Regions from separate parts of the Mus musculus genome. Here region 2 is linked to region 1. A link is a contact called in ENCODE POLR2A ChIA-PET data. All regions are on one chromosome and are shown on one strand. Each heading gives the region's core, a stretch centred on a gene start or an enhancer-like site at or near the end of the contact. The rest is flanking DNA. Distances are from core to core; before and after follow the strand shown.

The links. ChIA-PET counts read pairs that join two places held with the same protein, here RNA polymerase II (POLR2A).
Region 2: POLR2A ChIA-PET joins it to region 1 with 10 read pairs in embryonic stem cell. The contact joins the promoter of Fto here to the promoter of Aktip in region 1. POLR2A ChIA-PET finds 5 or more read pairs at or near these places in 2 of 5 experiments (Patski and embryonic stem cell).

What each region holds. Positions count from the first base shown.
Region 1 is chr8:91,131,336-91,135,506 of GRCm38, reverse strand. It overlaps Aktip (thymoma viral proto-oncogene 1 interacting protein), which reads left to right and starts at 1,480. Exons shown (of 10, transcript NM_001302266.1): 1 at 1,480-1,607.
Region 2 is chr8:91,311,974-91,316,229 of GRCm38, reverse strand. It overlaps Fto (fat mass and obesity associated), which reads right to left and starts at 2,705. Exons shown (of 9, transcript NM_011936.2): 1 at 2,610-2,705. The coding sequence starts at 2,654. It overlaps Rpgrip1l (Rpgrip1-like), which reads left to right and starts at 3,008. Exons shown (of 26, transcript NM_173431.2): 1 at 3,008-3,027.

The DNA of each region.
Region 1 (4,171 bases), core at 231-2,730:
AGGAAAGGAAGCGACTGCTGTTAGGTATGGTGAAGGACAAAGTTTATGGCAGATAAAAGGGGGTGCAGAGACAGAGGCAGAGACATCTGGGAGAGTGAACATCCCCAGACTGAGCTGCGCCACCTGAGGAGATGTGGAAACAGAGAGCTAGAAGGGGAGCTGCCAACCAAGAGAGGCAGCTTGGTCTAAGAGACTGGCTAAGAGAGTAAGGGGTAAACTGAAAGGAGCAGGTAACCAAAATGGCTGAGTTACATGGGGAAGGGCTTCTAGGGAGAAAGGCAGCATGTTTCCCGGGCGGGGAAAAATTAGAGTAGGGGCCAGACATATCTTGTAACAAGTAGGGACTAAGGGATGCAGGCCACAGTAGAAACAGAGACTGTAGGCTGCAAGTCTGGCCATTTAAGATTTACACAGCCAAATATTGCCAGATTTCTTCCTTCCTTCCTTCCTTCCTTCCTTCCTTCCTTCCTTCCTTCCTTCCTTCCTTCTTTTTTTTTTTTTTTGGGGGGGGGGGTTCAAGACAGGGTTTTTCTGTGTAGCCCTGGCTGTCCTGGAACTCTGTAGACCAGGCTGGCCTAGAACTCGGAAATCTGCCTACCACTGCCTACCAAGTGCTGGGATTAAAGGCGTGCGCGCCACCACTGCCCGGCGCCAGAATTATTTCTTAAGTACATCAGTGTTGTTCGATAATAGTCGTTACAGAGGGTCATCTTGGCCACTGGGCAGAATTATGCTTTTCTCCAGAGAAACGGGGCTTTATGTCAGGCCAGAACTTCAGGATGCTTGTATCCGTTAGAGACACGTTCTTTGATACGCTAATGTGTTTAATGGCTGGTTGTAAATCAGGGTTGTCTTTTTTTTGGTTATGGGAATGGAACCTAATGCACATCAATCCCCGGGAAGAAACATTTACAGAATTCTTTCTAACAAGCCTGATAACTTTGGATTTATTGTAAAGGTAGCACTACCTCAGCTAAATTCTACTCTGTGTCACTTATTGTCTCCTAAGCAAGTTGATTAATAAATCCCATCACTCCCACCAGGGAGCTGCAGACCTCCCTCTCCAGCCAGTGGCTCAGAGTCCAGGCCTGGATACCGGCTGACGCTTGGCGGAGCCAAGAGCTAGCAGCAATCACTGCCGGAGACTGGCTATAGTGGCTGCCGCATAAACCTCTGGGTGGGTATCCATGGTGACTGACACACGCCACGTCCAATGGCGGCCTGGTGCCTGTTTGTTTCTCGTCCCAGCCTCCCCAGGGATTGAAGCTTCTTTGACTGACAGCTCGTCCCTGGGCGCTGTTACGTAAGGGGGAGGTACGAGCGCGGCCCCACCCGAGCGGCGCTAACTTGATTGGCAGGACGGAGCTCCAAGCCCCAACACCTCCCGGAAGTACGTTTTTGATGGACGGCGAGAGAGAGCCATTCGGCATGGGTATCCGAGCGGAAGCGCCCAGTCTAGGGCGTGTCCAGGGCGTGTCCCGCTGAGGGCAGGGCGGGGCGGGGCTCTGCGGGAGAGGAGCGGCAGGGGCCGGGCTGCAGGACAGCCGGAGATGCTGTTGGCCCGCGGTGGCGCTCGGCCCCCAGCGCTCCGCACCGAGGGCATCCAGGTAAGCGTCTCACCTCTGGGCTGGTGGCTACCGAGTCGTCAGGACAGAGGGTTTGTGTCCGCGGCCCGGCGTTCGGTTCCCTGGGGTGCGCTAGGGACCGGGGCGACGGCGGCCGCGCGGGGACACGGGGGCGGGGCCGCACCTGTGCGCTGCAGGCACCTGCTGCACCCGAGGAAGAGGGCGGCAGGGTTGGTGGCGCTCTGCTCCGCTTGGTCTGCCCCTCCTGCGCTGGGTCCCGTCTGTCTGGCGAGGGGCTGACATGAAGCCCCAGGCTCTCGGCCTCGGCTGCAGACTAGCGGGCCCAGCCAGCCTCCAACTCGCTTCCAGGCTAGGGCCGGGCACCAGCCTTACATCACCTCGGGACAGGTTTGTCCAGATTCTCTACGTGCTCCGAAATGGGATTGTGCCCCGGGCCAGGGTGCCCGGCCCAGCTAGCTGCCCAGCCAGCCGGGCTGTCGGAGGCCCGGGCTGTTTACTTTTCCTCGGTCCTGTCTGGTGGCCTCTTAATGTGGAATTTCGTAAACCCTTTTTGGGGTGATAACATTAGTTAGCTCTGTGTCACAGAAGAACGATGGTAGCTAGGTCTCATTGGCCCTCTGCGGTATACTCACTGTCGCATAGGTGAAGATGCAGACTTCGCTCAGCTGTGTAAATGCATGCAATCATTTTTTTTTTTTAAGAGTCAGAGGAGCAGGAAGTCTGGTGGTATTTTCTGCGAATAAGGATGGAACCTGTTTTCCTTACATCTGTCATTACTATTGGACGATGTCATGCTATGCTTATGGTAGATTGCTCATCTAGCAAACTGTAGTTTCTGAAAAGTTGGCTACGGTTCCTTGTGCTTATGTTGCTATTGGAACCACTGAGTTAAAAATATGGCTGCGCTGGACGGTACATGGTACCTTTTGGAGGAACTGAGGGCCATGTACTGAATTTTTAAAGGCAGAAGACATGAAAGGTGCCCAGTGCCAGTACATTTACAAATAGGAAATGCCACGCCTCTCAAGAGGTGAAGAAAAACCTTGAGAAAACATGTGTGTCTAGGCAGTGGGTTACTAGTCCTTAAGGAAAATATATAGTTTTCATTTGAGCCAAACAGGAACATAACCCTCCTTGAATTTTTGATGCACTATGGTGTCAGCCACCTTTAAAAGCAGGTTTGCAAAGCCCTACCTGGCTGCAAGTCAGCAAGTTAGTGGGAGAAGTGGGATCCCTGTCCTCTGGTTTAATTACTGGGTGACACTGTCTCCTGGAAAGCACGGCAGCAGTTATAGGCACTGGCTGGTACCCACCCATGGATGCTATATGCCCACAAGGCACTGCTGATTAGAGATACTGGTATAGCATTGCTTCTTAGAAATGTGAGTTTTGACCCCTTTCACCTTCAGGGATATAAATAAGAAGCCATCCTTTTAAACTCAGCAGACTTTGTGGAGGGAGTCTTGCAGCTGAGCTGGCTACTTTTGTGTCTGTCTTTGTATATTTACTAAGCCACCCACTGACCTTGTGGTCTTTGAAACCTGGTTTCTTTTTTTTTTTTTTTTTAAAGATTTATTTATTGATTATATGTAAGTACACTGTAGCTGTCTTCAGACACTCCAGAAGAGGGCATCAGATTTCATTAGGGATGGTTGTGAGCCACCATGTGGTTGCTGGGATTTGAACTCTGGACCTTCGGAAGAGCAGTCGGGTGCTCTTACCCACTGAGCCATCTCACCAGCCCGAAACCTGGTTTCTTATCCACTACCTGAAGTGTCTCTCTCCTTTGAACCCTCTGTGAATGTACGCATTTGAAATTCCTCAGGTGCAGAATACTGCAGAATTTTATACTGTATTTTTAGTACTTTAAACAAACCTCCTTTTGCTAGGAATACCAGTTACCTGTATTCCCTGTAGGTTAAGGCAGAGGCAGGAAGATTGGGAGTTTGAGGCCAGCCTGGGGTGTATCCTGAATTCCTGACTAACCTGGACCACATAGTGAGTTTTTGTTTTCTTTTTTTTTCCTTAAAGGGCAGTTTCTTGGAGTAGTAGGGACAGGACTCTACTCCCTTTTCCTCATACAGGTATATACCCCCCCCCCCCAGGTCAGGGTTTCTCTGTATAGCCCTGGCTGTTCTGAAACTCAGTCTGTAGACCAGGCTGGCCTCGAACTCAGATCACTGGGCTCATGTTTTTTCTTCCCTCACTGGCTGTTAGTCTTGTGCTTGAGATAAGTCATCCAGGAGATGCCTAGTCCCTCACCGTGAGGGTGGGGACAGTGACAGATAGAGCTTGAGTGTAGGTGTTAGAGTGCATACTGACTTCCCATTAGTCGGGTGCACAGAGGAGCCATACTGTGCTATAGGCTCATTAGGAGCCATGGCTGCAGTGTAAAGCAAAGCTGAATCTTGACCTTGCCTGGTCTAAATGCCGGTCAGGAACCTGGGATTCAGACGATGGTTTCCTTTGCTTGTTTTTGTGTCAGCAGGTATCACTATGTAATCCAAACTGGCCTGAAACTCTGCATCCTCCTGCCTCAGCCTCTCAAGTACAGGGCTTAGCATGCTTGGCTATGTACAGTCTTT
Region 2 (4,256 bases), core at 1,456-3,955, 180 kb before region 1:
TAATTAATCCATGATTGATATGGGAGGACCCAGCCCACTGTGGGTGGTGCCACCCTGGGCACATGGTCCTGGACACTATCAAAAAGGGCAAGCCAGTAAGCAATGTTCTTCCAGGGTTTCTGCTACAGTTCCTCCCAAGAGTTCTTGCCTTGGCTTTCCTCAATGATGAATTATCACAAGACAGTGAAGATAACATAAACACTTTCCTCCCCTGCTGGCTTTTAGTTGTGGTGTTCTATCACAGCAACAGAAAAGAATAGTAAGTAAATAAACAAACAAATATAAAAAAAAGTGGTGTGTCCAGAAATAGGAATGTCATCTACTGGGTAATGGGAAGCATGGATAAGTGTTATAAGATCTACGAACCTCGGCATGGATGAACACGTATGGTGAGTGAAAGCAGCCAAACAGAAAGGTCACATATACATGATTCTATTTATATGGTAATGTTCTGGGGCTAGAGATGGCCCAGTTAATGACGTGCTTGCCACAATCGAGAGGACCTGAGTGTGGATCGCCAGCCCCATGTAAAAAGCCAAGTGCAGTGCAGGCCTGAAATGCCAGCTCAGCAAAGGTGAAGATAGGAAGATCTCCAGGGCTTGCTGAGAAGCAAGCCTAGCTCAGTGAGTGAGCAGCTCGGTGAGTGAGCTCTGAGTTCCAGGAGAGCTCCTGTCCCAAAATAAGGTGAAAAGCAACTGAAAAAGAAACTCAGTGTGGAGCTTTCATCTTGACAGACACACACCAGCACATGCACCTGCATACATGCATACAGACGTACACAGATGACAGACACACACACACATACAATATCCATCAAAGGTGGCCCTAGCAAGCAAACAAACAAACAAACAAACAAACAAATTGCCTAGACACAGAGGTGAAATACTTTGGGAAATGGCAAATGGACGCATTACGCAGTGTAAATAAAGATACAGGATTTTTCCATGGCTGTTTTCCTTGTTAGCCTCCAACCTGTAAGAATCCAAATGCCCAGCCACAGGTGAGTGAATGAATAAGTGGAATCACACAAAGTGCACTACCACTCAGCCACAGAAACGGAACAATTGATAACATGTGCGTTAACACGTATAGGTCTCAAAAATTACTGTGATCAGTAAAAACGGCATCCGGGTATATGCTGTCTGCTTCGGCTTAGATGAAAAACTCTAGAAAGCATAGATTCAACAATCATGACTGATCGCATGACTGCCTGGGGGTAAAATAAAGAAATCGGCTGTAAAGAAATAACTTTTTAAAAGAGCCATGCCCTCTATGCAACTGGAACATTTTGCATATACGTACAGTCAAAACTTATCAAATTGTTCACAACAAATGACTGCAAGATTCTCTCTATACACTGGGCCTTAACTTAGCTGAACAGAAAGTCAAGCAATCACTTACGATTACTGAGACATTGTCTAGGACTTAACACAACTACCTGTGCTTCGCATCAGCCAGTACTTCAATGTCTTTCACAAAGAGACTAGAAATGGAGCTAGGAGATTAGAGAGGGGCAGCTCCTGATCCCTAATGCCACCTAGGAAACAAAAGGCCCTGAGCAAAGGCCAACTTCTGCCAGACTCCGTGTCCATGTCTGTAAAATACATAACTCAGGCCATTACACCCAAGACCCAAAACCCTTAGATTCCTAACTGACTTAGGAATCTTACAAGACAAAATTCTACGACAGCAAGTACTGTACCTGTTTTATTTCCTACTGATCCTCGCTGCCAGTATTTACCTACCATAGAATAAGCACCAAACGGCATAGCCAAGGGCCTTTGGCCAAATGAGCTACAGACAAGAGAGACTTTTAAGATGGGCAGAATCTGTTGTGTCCACTGAGGGGGACTGAATGCTGATAAGTTAGAACAAATCAATAGGTCCCAACTTTGGGGATGGGGGAAAAGGAAAATATTGAGCTTCCAGTGCTCATCTTCATAACGGACTGTTTATACTCTACCTATGTAATATCTGTCTTGCCATCTGCTGCAATGATATGAAATAATTATGCATTTAATGTAGGTGTCTGATACAAAAAAAAAAAAATGCTGCAAATAAGTCGCCGTTGCTGTTACTGTCATCCCAAGGAGTGTCCACTGTCAGAAAGCTGAACAGCAAGGACGGAGTCCAGGAATGTACTACCCACAGAAGCTATGTAAAGCGTATCTGATGTGCTGACCACGCAGACAAGTCATCTGGCCATTGAGGCAATGCTCCAAATAAAAACATGTCACCATACTAAATCTGTGGCTCAGCTGCGCTCGAGCTGAAAACACACAGGTGGTAAACTGGTAAACTGAGGCTCGAGAGTGGCTACAAATATAACCAAGGAATAGGGACAGAAGCAGGACAGGGACATAGATGTCTATCTTTTCATTTCTGACCAAGACTAACTGTATCCAGATCTGCATCCAGAGCAATATGAATTCACAGCACAGACGTGCGCGCGCACACTCACACCACGTCTGCAGGTCTCTTGCAAACAAGGCCCTGACACCCCTTGGCTTAACGCCGAGCATCCACTCAGCCATCCCAGCGGGTCTGCGGGTCCCCTGCCTCTAGCCCGGGACTAACACAGAATCCCAGACGCCCGGAGCCCCACATACCTTAGCTTCCCGCTCTCGTTCCTCCGCGGTCTGGACGCGCTTCATGCTGCTACTAAAGCCGCCTTCGCCACCGTGGGCCGTGTTCCCCCTCGCCCTGGACCCCGCCTCCTGTGTGTAGTTCTCTCAACGGCTCTCTCCCGCCTGGAGCCATTTGCTCTAATACCTAGAAGAACTACCCTTCCCAGAATGCTGCGCGAGACTCCCGAGTACTCCTTGGGCTCCGGAGCTGAATTTCTCCAGTCAGCTAGCAGGGCTAGCGTAGTCCGCTACGCGACCCGCCGACGGCCCGCACCCTACGGAGAACTACATTTCCCAGTGGGTAACGGGACTCACTGTTTTCCCGTGCTCCTCTGGGCCTGCAGAGGCTCGCGCCCTGGGCGCTATAGCAACCGGTAGCTAGCTGAGGGCGAACGCGGAGGTGAGTACTCTGTGAGGTGGGGGCTAATGCAGGTTGGCTGGCTCTTCCGCGGCCTCACAACTGAGCCTGGAGTCTGTTCGAAGCCCAGGATAGACCTGGGATTCTTGCGTGGAAAGCAGTCCATCCCGACACACCTCCACATCCGCAGGCCTGCATCTGACTCGCCCTGACCGCCCGCCCAGCCAGAAACGCAGCTGATAAGAATTGGCAACCCTAAGTCCTACAACTCAAAGGTCCCAGTCACATTTCACTCTGTTTCCCAGAAACTGGGCTTGGATGGTAGAACCTAAGCCTCCCAAGAGGCTTGTTACTGTTGTTGTTGTTGGCTTGTTACTGTTGTTGTTGTTGCTGCTGCTGCTGATTGTCGATTAGTTTTTAAAAGGGGGTCTCCCTATGCATCCTAGGCTGGCCTTAAACTAGCCTTTTTAGCCCATGCTCGTCTCAAATTCAATCAATAATAGGTCTTGCCTCAAGTTCCCACCACCACAATCAGTTTCTAGTGGCCTATCTTTTATTCTTTATTACTGTTTCTCATCTGACTACTCCCATAGTCTGTTAAAGCCATTACAGGGCAGAGACTTTGTTTAAACTCAGTGCCTGGCATTCATTCATTCATTCATTCATTCAATAAATGATAGCGTTAATGTCTACTATGTGACATCAGATAGCAGAAGAGGAACTATTTGGGGGAGGAAGGAGACCAGTGAGAGGAAGCTAGAGAGATGGGGGGGGGAGTGGTAGGGGACAGATATAAGCAAGAAACTATGATATAGGTGTGAAAATATACTAGGTTAAAAATGCATGACATGACAATGAATTACGATACAACTCTGGGATAATGACAAAGGCTGTTGCTGTAAGCAATAAGCCACAGCAGGGTGGTGGCACACTCAGGACAAATTCAGAGTCTACTCAGGGCATGGTGACACCCGACTTTAATCGTAACACTCTGGAAGTAGAGGCAGGGAGATCTTTGAATTCCAGCCAAGTTTATATAGTGAGATGACCCCCCCCCCCATTTTTTAAAGAAAAAAAAAACACAAGGAAAAAATAGAGAATTTGAGGCCAGTATGTTTAGTGTTCTTGGTGAATTTCATGTCAGCCTAGACAGCCTGGGCTTCCCTTGAAAAAGAAAAGTTAGAAACCAGGAAGAAAATTAACACAGAACAGTAAGGGAAACTCTAAGGAAAGGTCAGTTGGACTGAGCTCTGAAGTATGAGGAGACAGAA